2 separate regions of the Homo sapiens genome follow, and region 2 is linked to region 1. The links are chromatin contacts, found by Hi-C or POLR2A ChIA-PET in ENCODE. All regions are on one chromosome and are shown on one strand. The core of a region is the stretch at or near the end of the contact, and the rest is flanking DNA. Distances in the headings are between cores, read along the strand shown.

Region 1 (6,720 bases), core at 2,085-4,584:
TGAGCCCTTGCCAAGTGTGCTTTATAAGATTTACATAGAATAACGCCAACATTTTTCTTTTTCTTATTTTTAATTAAGGAGGAGGTGTTGTACTCTAAGGAAGCTATCTGGATGCTGCTGGCTGAAATACAGATTTGATCTCCTCGTGCTGGTTAGCTAACATCGATTTTCTGCCCCAGTGGAAGAGATTTCACTCTGATGCATGCCATTTAAATTCATTTTACACAGCTGCTTAATGTGGTTTGGCAAGGCACAGTCAAACTAGCTTTGTGGGTCTAAAGAGGCCTCTGGAGTTGGTAAAAGGACAGATCCTATGGATTAGCTGCAGATGATGAATGCTTGCTTCCTCCGACTGTTATCTTCCTACTGACTCATGAATTGACCTTGAAGGTACCACAAGAAAGTAAGAAAGAGGAAAAGCCAATTTCCCAAGAATAACCATGTTTACCTCATTCTATATTTGTTATTTCACTTTGGGGATGATGTTTACAGGATTCTATATTTGTTGGTCCACATTTAGGGCCATGTTTACAGACTTTAGAACTCTCGATTCCAAAATTATCATTTGTTCTGTCTAAATAAATGTAAACTGAATATAAAACTACTAAAAAGCTCTGTCAGGCATTCATAACCAGTAGTGAAAGCATAGTTCTATAAGTTTACTGTTTAAACAAAGCTAGGTGATAGTTCCCTGTTTGATTTTAACCAAAGATGGGGCATGTCTCTACTAAAACTAACTACCAAACATGATTAAGTCTGCCCAGGATGATAGCAATAATTATTTTTTTTAGCAATTCACTCAATAGTAATAGACTTTAAGAGCATTTACTAACCTAAACATGGTGACAGAACCTGATATTACACAGTTTTGTAGTAGGAAAGAAGAGATACTTTTTGTTGCTGTATGTAATTCCTGTGTTGAAATTGAGAATAATATGGCAACACTGTGTTTAGACAGAAAATTATCTGTTGGATTATTTTGTTGTATTTTCCTGGTGACTTCAATATTCTGATACTCGCTGGAGAAAAAATAATAGAAGTTTTTGGCACAGACATTTGCTTGGTGGTGATATAATGAAACTCCTCCTAAGTCCTATGAATAGCCTGTCAGCTCAACTGCAGTGAGTCTCTTGTCAAATGAGATGCTGTGCTCTTAATTTGGGGGTGGGTATGGCAGCCGCTCACTGTAGCAGCAGGAGTGATAATATAGTCATGAGAACAGCGCTGCACAACACAGGTTCCTAGACAAAACAATGACAACAATGGGGGAAATGACGCCAGAGGTGGTGACATCATGTCTTCGACACAGATCAAAGTTTCTATTTCCCTCTCAGGCATGAAGGAAAGCAGCCATGCCGAAAGCCATGCACAGACAGGGCCTGAGGACGCATGCGGGTTTCCACCGAACGGCCACAGTACTGTTAATACGAAAGGAAAACGAAACAAACACACCAACAAAAATGGACAGAAGGACAACCCCCTTGGAGATGGATTTTCTGTTAGGTGTTTCGCTTTCTTGGTTTGGGTGTTCCTTTCGCGGCCAGACGGCACGATCGTTAACAGTTTCAGAGAAAACGCCCAGGTCCCGCAGCAAGTCGGGGTGTGTTGCTACCTACCCGTACTGGTCAGGCTGGTGCACCATGGGAGCCTGAGAGTTGCCATAGTTGGGGTGCTGGGAAGAAAACATGGGGCGTCCGCCAGCCCCAGACTGGCTGGGATAAGCAGGCGACCTAATGTATGGTGGCCTAAAGTGGAACAGAAGAACAGCTTCTTGGGATTTGTTCTGATGCACAAGCATGAGCCCTGTATATCTGTCACCCCCACACATAGGTGCGGGGCTTACAGACCATGGAGGCAAGTTGAATACCCTGCATCCTGCCGCTGCCTGAGGGGTGGGGGGTACAGAAAATGCCTCCAACGAAAGGGTGGGGACAGGCAGAGAAAAGTAATATTCTCAATTCTAATCTCCATTTACCATTTTAAAGTATAGCTTTGACTTTGGTAAAAGCAAACAAGAAGATATACAGCCCCCATTTAAACTCCTGGTGAGCTAAAATGGGCAGTAAGTTGAAGGCAAGGCTTTGGAATGGTCTACGCATTAGAAACGGAAAATGGCAATGCATGGATGTGTATTTATATATTGATTGCTACAGGATGACATAAACACTGACTCAGAGAGGGGGCACGCGTAGCTTTGTAACCACACAAAATCAGGCCTGGCTCTCTGTGGCTATCTTCTGAGGTCCCTCCAAAGGCTGCGTGCCAAATGCAATCAAATACTTTCTACTTAAAAAAAGAAAATAACTTGCGCTTTATGAGTTGCAACAATGGACAATTCATTTAAACTTGAATTAGAACTTCAATTTCAACAGCCAAACCAGTTTTCACAGACAGGTTTACAAAAATATTCCCTAAAGCCTGTGTAGGTTCGGCAGAGGGCTAGACTGCTGGAGTTCAGAAGATTTTAAGTAATTGTAATGTGGAGACAGAAAGAAAGATAATGATTGATTTTCATTTTATTTCCTCAAGGGAAATTTATTATTATTTGGAAAAAACAATAAGACTGGAGGGGTCCCACATTCCCCAGATAGCAGCTTCAGAGGAAAAGTAACAAAAGACACATTTAAAAACACACGCACACACATGCACACACGCACACACACCTTAGCTTTTGCTTCCCTTTGACAAAAATCGGAATCTTCTACTTTGCTTCTGAAGATATCATTAAGATACACATCTTTCAAAGTATGTTGCTTTAAAACATATTTACATGTGCTTTTAAAACATATTCACCTTTGCCTTATAAATTTTTAATTATGTTATTTTTATCCAGGTCAAGTATTTACTTCAAAATTAATTTTTAAGTCGGGATTAAAAATGAGTAAGTAATTGTAGCTAAAGCCTTTTATCAACTCAAACTTTCTAAAATATTATATTTGCTTTTTAAACCACATTTTGGTTTGGACAGATAGATATGCCTGGAAAAATAAAATATAACATAAGAATGTCAAGTATATAAATCTCACACATATACATTTAGACAAACACACAATACACGTATGTATACATACGAAGTTTGTATTTTAGGAAGATTCTTGTGGTAGGGTGAAAAAAAGGTGGGGAGTGTGTTCCTTTTGAATGTTTTAGATTTTAAATCGTTCCTAAGCGTATTTCCTGCTTAAAAGTCACTGCTTCAATTGGTACCACGCAGACACTTCCCTGTGCAACCAGATCTGGTTTGCTGCTGCAATGACTATTCACAGGCATTTCAAATCACCTCCCACGACTGATGTGCTCACCGCTCACATTCCTTCCTCATGTATCATAAAACATGGTTTGTCACTTAGTTCTCTGACCTCGATGCTACAGAATATATTTAACACAAAAAGAACGGCCAAGCACAGTGACATTCTACTGCTCTGTGTGACCCCAGGGAACAATGCAGCTATGTGCGCAGTCACGTGGTCACGGGTAGACACACAGCGTACCTGCCCGGGGCGTGCTCCTGGGTGGCGTACCTGCTTTGTGCTGAGTTCGCAGCAGCCTGCATCACTGCTGCGGCTGCCTCCTGTGCCTTACGGTTCACAGTTGGCATTGGCGGCCCCATTCCTGGCCCTCCCTGCTGAGACATGCCAGGAGAACTGGGGGTCATGCTGCTCATATTTCCAGGAAATGGTCTGTTCTGCATCCCAGCTGATGGCATTCGTCCCAGGGGCACAGCACCACATGGCTGGCTTGGCCCTTGTCCATGCATCTGGTTGTTGGCACTGATACCCATACCGGGCCCTGGGCCGCTGTAGCTTGCACTGGGCACCCCACTATACGCTGGGGGTCTGGAGTAGTTACCTAAACAAAAAGCAAACACAAAGTAAAGCCTTTTATTTAAACTTGTGACAACATTCACTGGAAATACTTTTTGTCCAACAATGCGATCAGCACGGAGTATTAGTCATGACCGTTATAGGCCCTTCCTGTTGCTGCTGGTGCAGCTGCCAGTCTCAAACATGCTCTCTCTGCACACTCCCAGGCCCTCAGAGAGTGACTCAAATACAGACAGCCCCAGAGGACCACTGCACTGATGAAGAGAAATTCAGGCTGGTCATAAAAAGAAACAAACAAAAAAACAAAAAACAAACCCTATGAATAGGCAAGGGACACCGAGTGCTGCCTCAATCCATTCAACACCACATATTCTTATATTTTAACCAAAATGGTGAGCACCACTCTTGAGATCACACCACTAGATCACTGCTACCTTCAACAGTCATGTGAAAGGGCTCAAAAAGACAACGTGTAAGACGACATGCACATATGGTCAAAATCATCCTTTAAAACCCCACAGGAAGGTGTCACGCGGGAACCTGACATGAGCCCCAGTTTTCCTCTAAGTTGGGAATAATATTTTTCTTTCTTTCTTTCTTTTTTTGCTTGAGTACCAGATCGAGCAGCTGGTTTGTGCTGGCTGCCACATCTCGGAAAACTGTCCCAGCACAAGCACGGCACACGGCAGCAGGAGAGCTGGCGGGCAGGGTCAAAGGCGAGGGTGAGGGCGGGCGGGCAGGGTCGGAGGCGGAGGTGAGGGACGGAGGGCAGGGTCGGAGAAGGGGGTGAGGGCTGGCGGGCAGGGCCGGAGGCGGGGGTGGGGGACGGCGGGCAGGGCCGGAGGCGGAGGTGAGGGACGGAGGGCAGGGCCGGAGGCGGAGGTGAGGGACGGAGGGCAGGGTCGGAGGCGGAGGTGAGGGACGGAGGGCAGGGTCGGAGGCGGGGGTGAGGGACGGAGGGCAGGGTCGGAGGCGGGGGTGAGGGCTGGCGGGCAGGGTCGGAGGCTGGGGTGGGGGACGGAGGGCAGGGTCGGAGGCGGGGGTGGGGGACGGCGGGCAGGGCCGGAGGCGGAGGTGAGGGACGGAGGGCAGGGTCGGAGGCGGAGGTGAGGGACGGAGGTCAGGGCCGGAGGCGGGGGTGAGGGACGGAGGTCAGGGTCGGAGGCGGAGGTGAGGGACGGAGGTCAGGGCCGGAGGCGGGGGTGAGGGACGGAGGTCAGGGTCGGAGGCGGAGGTGAGGGACGGATGGCAGGGTCGGAGGCGGGGGTGAGGGCTGGCGGGCAGGGCCGGAGGCGGGGGTGAGGGACGGAGGTCAGGGTCGGAGGCGGAGGTGAGGGACGGAGGGCAGGGTCGGAGGCGGGGGTGAGGGCTGGCGGGCAGGGTCGGAGGCTGGGGTGGGGGACGGACGGCAGGGTCGGAGGTGAGGGACGGAGGGCAGGGCCGGAGGCGGGGGTGAGGGATGGCAGTTGTTTTCCCTTTCCTTTCACACCTTTTGATTGTGTGTAGATAGATTCAAGTAAATCAAAGGTACACATGATACTACTTCAATCATAACAGCTGCTGAACCACAGTGTGTGCTGGGCACTTGGTTAAGTGCTTTGCACCAATGAATTCATTCATTTCTTCCAATAACCACATGAAATATAGATACCCCAGGACTCCATTTACAAATGAGAAAAATCAAGAGCTAGAAGATTAGTACTGAAGCTCAAGCAAACTGGCTCGGGGACCCATGTATTTGACCAATAAAATGTGCTGCCTCCTGATAACTGAATGTTGAAATTACATAAATGCGAAAGACAAGTGTGTGTGGAATATGGATTAGTGTTTCCCAATCAGTCCTTACTATTTTTTGGAAGCCTTTCTCCATCCATGTAACATAACTATACACTTACTACATTCCAGAAGCTGTTCTAGGCACAGGTGACGTAAAGCTAAATACAATCCAGTTCTTGCACTCGAGAAGCTCACATCTACATGGGTATGTGTGTGTGTGTGCATGCACGTGCACGTATGGGTATGCATGTGTGTGTGTGTGCAGTAAAGCAGCAAGGGTGAAAACAAGAAAAAGGATAAAAGCAAAACAAAGCATGCAATGTGAAAAGTGCAAGAGAGAAGGGAGAGTGAGTCTGATGGGGGCTGAGGGCTTGAGGGTCCCCTTGGTGGGGGTTGGTGGAGAGTCCTCTGAATGAGCACTTCTGGAGCTGAACCCTCAGGAGCTGGCTTCAGGGGCTGGGAGAGCCTGCAGCTGGGTGAGCCTCTGCACTGCCTGCCTGTAGGACCTTAGGGGAGTTGCTTGCATCTTTTCTTGTTTCATTCTCTTCTCTGTAAAACAGATAATCCTAACACTGTCCACATGAAGAGGTGTTCTCAGGATTAAACCATATAATGGATGTAAAGTATCAAAATTGTTGGTGCCACTTGATGGGGGTTTCATTGTTGGCTGGGGACTGTGGCAGAAGAGGGGAAAGGGCACTTATGGCTGAGAGGCTGGGGACACCGGCTTAATGGCAAGGGCAGACTGACTTGGGACAGCCACTGGGGCGCTGTGTGTGGCTGACGGGGGGATAGAGGGGAGAGGCTGGGTCTGGCAGGGCCTTGTGTACCAGGCTTCTAAGTTTGAGATTTATCCTGTCCATAAGGAGGAGCTTCTCAAGGATTTCCAGCAGAGGTAGGATTGGATTAATAACTGCAATAAAAGCAAACACTTAACATTTACTATGTGCTAAGCTCAGTTCCAAGTTCTTTGTGTTAACTCACTTAATCCCCAGATCAAGCCTAGGAGGTACACATTATTATAATCCTCATGCTGAAGACGAGGAGCCTAAGGCACGGGGCTGTGAATAACAACAAATGTCCCATGGTCACGTGGCTCACAACTGGAGGACTAAGGTCTGAG
Region 2 (6,389 bases), core at 3,195-5,694, 35 kb before region 1:
AGGGCTCCTGCTCTGTCATCTACTGCAGTCCTTAGCACGCCAGATCATCAATAGATACTGGTTTCATGTGTGAATTAAACAAATACTTAATAAATGAGTAATACACCTACTATAGTCTAGGTTCTCTTCTATGCTCACATACACCAGTGGACCAAACTGATAAGAAAGACAACAACCCCTGCCCTCATGGAGTTTCTGATAAAAACGTGCAGAACCCCCCGAACAAATGGCAGGATTACTGCTGCTTGTGAATAACGTTTTCCATGTTATTGTGTAGAATGCCTTTCCTATGACGTTCCCAAGGCTCACTACAACTACCATTATTCACATTTTACTCTAGTGGCAATGGAGGTGAAACAAACCACGAGAGGTTACAGAGGACACTGGGAAGGAGTCAGAAATCAAAATGAGTACATTATTTCTACTCGGAAAGCCTCAGCTAGACAGAGACATTCCTAGCCAGATGAGGTCTGCCCAGCCTCTGGCCTGGGTTGGAATGAACGCTGGCCAACAGAGCTGAACACTGCGTAACATCCGTCCCTGTGAGCCCTGCACTGAATGACTTAGAGAAGTTCTCAGAGATGCCACAAAGACTGACTTTTTTAAAAAAGTTTTTATTTACTTTTTTTTTTTTAAACTTTAAGTTGAGGGGTACATGTGCAGGATGTGCAGGTTTGTTACATAGGTAAACGCATGTCATGGGGGTTTGTTATACAGAGAAGATTGACACTTATTGTAGGTATTTTAAAAGAAAAATGTATTCACTCATACTTACAAACCAAATTTGCGTAAAACCCTGGAAACACATGTTAAAAAGGTATATTGGAGTAAAGGAAGAAAGCCGTCTTTTGCAGATATAAAAGGGTAATAATCCTGCAGACATGGTTGCCCGCCTAGTGCTGCAGAAGAGAAATGACTTGCTTTCGAAATTCAGGCAGGCTCCGCTCCAGCCGACAGCCTCCTTGGAAACATCACTTGCAAGGCTTGATTTCAGAAAGACCCTTATTTACAAGTATTCACATTTATAGCTAATAAAAAAAAAAAGGAAAAATCTCCCTTGCCAGTGTTTTTTTTTTCCTTTCCTTTCATGGAAAAAAAAAAAATGAATGCAACCTCTTGTAACTCCATTAATAGAGGAGGCTGGCAGGCTCTCTAGGACATCCCTACCTTTTGCCAGAAGCTACAAATGTATACTCTAAAGTAAACAATGGAAAGGTTACTGAAGGTTAAGTACATTCACACACTTCAGACAGCATGGCCAGGCTCCTAGCTGGGAAGATAATTTACCCGGCACGAACCTGGTGCCCTAGTTCTGGCGGGGTTGAGCGAAGTAGGGTGGGGAGAAGGAATAGCTGATATGTCCCAGGTCTACAGTGACTAGAGGTCAACCAGAGGGCACCTCTGTTTATAACCTGAGTCCCTTTCTCATTTATCTTCCACTGAGGATTCCCTAGTTGGATCCATGACAGGTTTTGTGACATCACCTGTCAGCTAATAATAGAAATTCAGTCAGCCACCTGCCAGCCAAGATGGATGGGTTTTTGGTTACAGACTTATTAACCGAATGTGGAGCTCCATGCCCCACCCCTGCCCCACTTCTCCCAGCCTGGTCCCTTCCATTCCCCTCCCCATCTCCAGCTTACAGGCTGGGGAGGTGCTTCCTACAGCGCTCATTGGAACTCCCCCACAACCTTTTCTAGATGCTTTATAACAAGATCGCCACTGGCACCTTAAAGACACAAACCACACCCCATGGCCTTGCCTTGGTTCACCTGGGAGTCTCAATCACTGACTTGCTCTGGTGGCTGGAAGACAGGAACCCAGACATCCGGTGTGAGAAGCCACACAGCCACTTGGCAGTGATATGTGGGGTGCAGCCCCAGGGGCCAAGGGGCTTATGCCTCCCAGAGGCTGACAGAATTGAAGCCTAGAGCTGTATTAGCACCCCAAATTGAAACCTGACTAGAGACAGATGACTTAGAGTGCTCTTAGAATACAGTCAAAAGACTTAGGATTTTAGCTGGTTCAGAGCAACCATTGGGTGAAAAAAAATCTAAAATGTTTCTTCAGAATCTTTTAGTTTAGTTCGCCTGAATGTGCTGGTAAAAAATAAACTATAATTATGTTCTTCCAGGAAAAAGTGACTTCAAAGAACATACATTTTTACCGTAAATTTGTGTTTAAAAATCTTGTAATAAATGAGACTCTAACATGGCCAATAGTTGGGAATAATTTTATTTTCCTTTAACAACAAAAATGTTTCCAGACACTTTCCCTAATGATGGGACTGGAATCGGAGAGGCCACCTGCTGTGTGGGTGGCAGTGAATCGAGAGGCTTCTGAAGACCAGGGTGCCTCTGCCTGCGACCCCCAGACGCCTGTGTGTGCCTGGAGCCCCCTGCACGCGCTCTCGGGGCTGGACGAGACCAGGAGGCTTTCCTTCCACTGCCTCCTGTGTCACAGGCCCTCGGCTCCATCTGGACTACTGAGAAGAATGTATACCAGGAGTCCATTTGCAATCCAAGCTCTTTTGTGTAGTTAAAATGATAATGTTGCCATAAAAATGACAGTTTAAAAAAGGGGAAAAGGGAACGGCTGGCTGTTAAGAGAACAGGCCCTCCACTTTCTGAAGGATCTATACGCCTCAGCAGGGCCCCCGTCCTGAAGCTGATGCACACTGGGAGAGCTATTCTCCATACACAAGTGCAGCCCATTCAGTGACACGAGTTCTTTCCTGGCAAATAAAATGTACCCTTAGATCTTTACAGACATCACCACTTTGGTCCCTACGCCCCACTGGGTTTTTATTTTGGAAAAATAGTTTCAGAGCTGTTCACAGGCAGCTTGTTTTACTCTGTGAACTGGATGTAATGTTGTGAGATTTTTAAAATTAGATTTCCCAGTTTTTAAGGGACACCTGAGTTGGTAAAGCCTTTGAATCTTTAAGGATGAGGTTAGCGAGGATTTCTACTTGTTTTTAGAGCCTACAGATGTAATTCTAGGTATATTCACTACAAGTGCACTTTGGGCCTAAAACGTATTTATGTGAGATCCCTTGATTAGCAACCTTGGATATCAGCTTTGCCATCCAGACAGCAGCTAGAGGAAATCATTAAAAATGAAATGACCTCTTTCTCTGGCTTCTATGTGTAAACATTTCACATATTACAAAGGTATTTTCAATACAGCCAGAGGTGTCTGGTGGGTATCGTGTATACTGTAGCACCAGATGCCCCAGATAAGACCTTCTACTCCCCAGCTAGTTGGCTTTGGGCAAGTACTTAGATTCCACGAGACCTTCATTTTCTCATGGATTTTAAAATAGTATCAATGTCACAGGGCTGATGTGAAAATGAAATGATAGCACTTAGAAAAGGGCCCAGCACACTGGAAGTGCTCAGGAAACATGGGCTGCCAGCCACGCTCAGAACAAGCTGTGTACAGGAGCGGTGGGTGCAGCCACATCTCATAGACAGGGACCAGGAACAGTGAGGCTAATGTGCTGAAGGTCGCTGACTGCGAGGCAGACACAGATAAGAGAATGGTCGGATCTACTGGAGTAAGGTCACCACCCAGCACTAAGGTGCCAATTTCTTCCCCTCTCTACTATTGCATTTATCAGAATATATGATTTTGTCATTTCAAATCTGAAAGCCAAACGGTAGAACGAAGGCTGGCAGGGGAGCTGAAAGGAATGGGAGGGTCTCTGTCAGTGGGGAGGAGAGGGAAGGGAGCCAGCAGGCGTCACTGATGTGGCTCGGCCTGCGAGCGTGTTGGTGGCCAGCGCTGCACCCATTCCTAAGACCCCTGACTTCCAGAACAAGGCTGCAAAAGACCACCTGTTTCCAAAACAAGGCCGTGTGGATCCTTACCACGACAGCTTGTTAAATTCCCTAGAAGTGAGAACTTGCTGGGTAGGGGACATTAGAAACGAAGCCCAGGCTTCATTTTACTAAAGTTCAAATCTGAGGATTTCCGAAAGAGGGCGGGGGAGCTCGAGCTGTCGAACCTGTAGGGTGGCATTTCCTAGAAGTGCACATGTATTCAAACTGGCCACTGGGGGATCTTTATTTTGTGTAGAGGTAGATGGAATCTTTTTGAATACTTGTATAAGCAATAAACGTATATGGCTTAGAATTCGAAAGCCTGTTTTGATTAAGGTAAAGCAAAAGAAGGGGTGCCTTCCAAGTGTCAACCAGAAATGGCCATATCCCAGATTTAATTCTCTCATCCCTTAACACTGCCAGTGGGCGTCCAATTAAATAAACAAAACGACACAGGAACCCCCCACCTCTCAAAAGTCCCAAGTTCCCTGTTGGCCTGACTGTGAAACCACCTTCCCGGAACCTCCCAGGCCAGGCGCCTGGGCTTTCCTGGGCCAGTGACTGCAGCGCCGCCACTTACCAGGAGATGGCGGCTGGAGCTTGGGCTGCTTTTTGGTGTCCCCGGTGCTGAAGACTTCCGGCGGGGGCTCCTCCCCACGTTCGATCTTGCACTCAAAGGCAAACAGGTACTGAATATACTGCTTTTTCAGGGAGCTCGCTGCACTGCTTGAGGTGCCAACGTTTAGGTTGGTTGCCAGCTCACGCCACTTCTTGTTTTTATTAACCTAGTGAAAAACACGGCAGGATCATTGGTTTGCAACAAAGTGGCTTGTTTAAAGCCAGGAGACAAAAAAAGCACTTAATGTCTTGGTTGACTTTTCTTCATTTGCCTCTTTTAACTAATGCTCATTACTCCCACTCAGCAGTGCATAGGCAGCATTTACAGTTATAAAACCATTAGGGAACCTGCTGATGGCAACAGAAAAAGCACTGCTCGGAGGTCCTTCTGCCCGCCACATCTCCCAACGCCTCACGCTCATCCCACTGCACCTCCAATTAAGGAAAAAGGGCATCTCAAAACATTTAAAAAGCAACAACGGCACTATTTTCCAAGTTAGGTTTTTGGGCACTGATGTGAAAGTGCTCATTCCAGCAGCTGCAAGCCCTCAGAAGTGGGCCTGTGATTCTGGGCCGTACCCATCCCCTCACCCCAAGACTGCTTGGGGTGTCAGGCAAAAGCAAAAGCAGCACCTCGTGCAAAGGCAAATGAGCCCCTGGACCAACGGCCCCCAACTTAAAAAGCATGATGCGATGCCACTGGCCACCAGCCCTGCTGACGGGGCAGGTGCACACCTTCCTGTGCGGTGCTCTTACTCAAGGAGGCTTAAAGGGCTGGAGACAACACAGTCGCAAAAGGAGGAGAAAGAAAGAGAACTCCTGAAATGTGACGTCAAGATCCGAGGCATTATTTTAACCTTTTGATTCCCACTTGGGAACAGGTTATGAAAGGTTAAACGGTTAAACACATGGATGAAACATGAGGATTTGCAAATAACTTGGGGAAGGTTTTGCCTTTTGATGTCTCCTGCGTTGTGTGGCAAGGGAGGAGGTAAGGGGACAGTGGTTTTTAATGAAATATTAAATTTCTGGGTTCAAACTTTCTCACACGGCTCTTCTGTCCATTTACTTAGTACTCGGTGGTGTATAATAAATTGTGGATGCTCCCGGAGATGCCCACCGCCCTCTTTTGGCACTGAATGCAGGGCTGCAAACTGTGGGTCTTCAGGTTACTTCAGAAATGGCAAGCTGGGCGCTGCTCAGTGTGACCTAAGAAGGAAGGCTGGGAGCTGAGCTTTGTGTGGTGGCAGCACCTGCTCCCAACCACATCTGATGCCCACAAGGTACACAGCATGATGGGGTGGGGACAAAGATGCAACCCAGCTACATTCCAGCAACCCTCATTATAAGCCCGCGGAGAGTCTCATGACAGACCCAGCCTGGTTATATATACTGTGGACACAGTCACAGTAAGGAAGTAGCCAGACACTATCTACTCTGTGCTGGCTGATAAAATCTAATCGTTTGAGCAGTCTTGGTGATTCTAAAAAATCCATGTCAGAAGAGGCTAGGTGCAGGGGAGAAAGGTCAGGGGAGTCCAGGGGCAGAAGGCAAAGGAGCCCAGGTGCAGAGGGGAAAGGTCAGGGAGTCCAGGTCAGAGAGAGGCGTGTCTCAATCATTCTCTTTGCTGACCATCACTCACACGTGGTATCACACGACTTAGCAGCTGGTTATGCAGCGTCATGGGCAAGCTCTAATTCTTTCTGTCACAGGTCTCAGTTCCCCCATGGAATGGATTAGGCACCTAGTGGGAAGGCTAAGCACAAAGAAGGCCTCCCCTTTCTCCCCCGAGACGCAGCACTGAGACCACGGTAGGCCGTCAGTGACACCTGCAGGGCAGATGACTTGCCCTTGGATAGTTAGTGACCCCCGCCACCTTGGTGGGGCGCAGGGCGCCTGATTCTGACTGCCTGTTAGATTACCTTGGGCACAGAAGGTTTCATTTCA

What was found. A loop is a pair of places that touch in the nucleus more often than their neighbours do. ChIA-PET counts read pairs that join two places held with the same protein, here RNA polymerase II (POLR2A). Pooled maps may share reads with other maps.
Region 2: a loop to region 1 is called in a map of psoas muscle, with 2.3 times the contacts of the local background. The contact joins two enhancer-like sites. A Hi-C loop is called at or near these places in 10 of 168 maps with a recorded cell type or tissue (PC-3, Right ventricle myocardium inferior, ascending aorta and 7 more) and 10 of 50 pooled maps. POLR2A ChIA-PET finds 5 or more read pairs at or near these places in 2 of 52 experiments (MCF 10A and WTC11).

The regions. Positions count from the first base shown.
Region 1 is chr6:157,145,750-157,152,469 of GRCh38, reverse strand. ARID1B (AT-rich interaction domain 1B) reads right to left here. Exons shown (of 20, transcript NM_001374828.1): 8 at 3,519-3,846. Among named protein-coding and RNA genes, the nearest start is that of TMEM242, 170 kb to the left of the region's middle. RefSeq lists enhancers at 1,664-2,164, 5,893-6,720. Within about 2 kb of position 3,334, at least 24 of the 41 ENCODE cell types and tissues checked have a DNase peak (open chromatin) inside an H3K27ac peak, as active enhancers do; they include ascending aorta, gastrocnemius medialis and psoas muscle, where a contact is called at or near this core.
Region 2 is chr6:157,182,451-157,188,839 of GRCh38, reverse strand. It overlaps ARID1B (AT-rich interaction domain 1B), which reads right to left. Exons shown (of 20, transcript NM_001374828.1): 13 at 4,405-4,609. Among named protein-coding and RNA genes, the nearest start is that of TMEM242, 140 kb to the left of the region's middle. RefSeq lists enhancers at 1,897-2,397, 2,398-2,898 and a silencer at 4,851-5,145. Within about 2 kb of position 4,444, at least 10 of the 41 ENCODE cell types and tissues checked have a DNase peak (open chromatin) inside an H3K27ac peak, as active enhancers do; they include ascending aorta, gastrocnemius medialis and psoas muscle, where a contact is called at or near this core.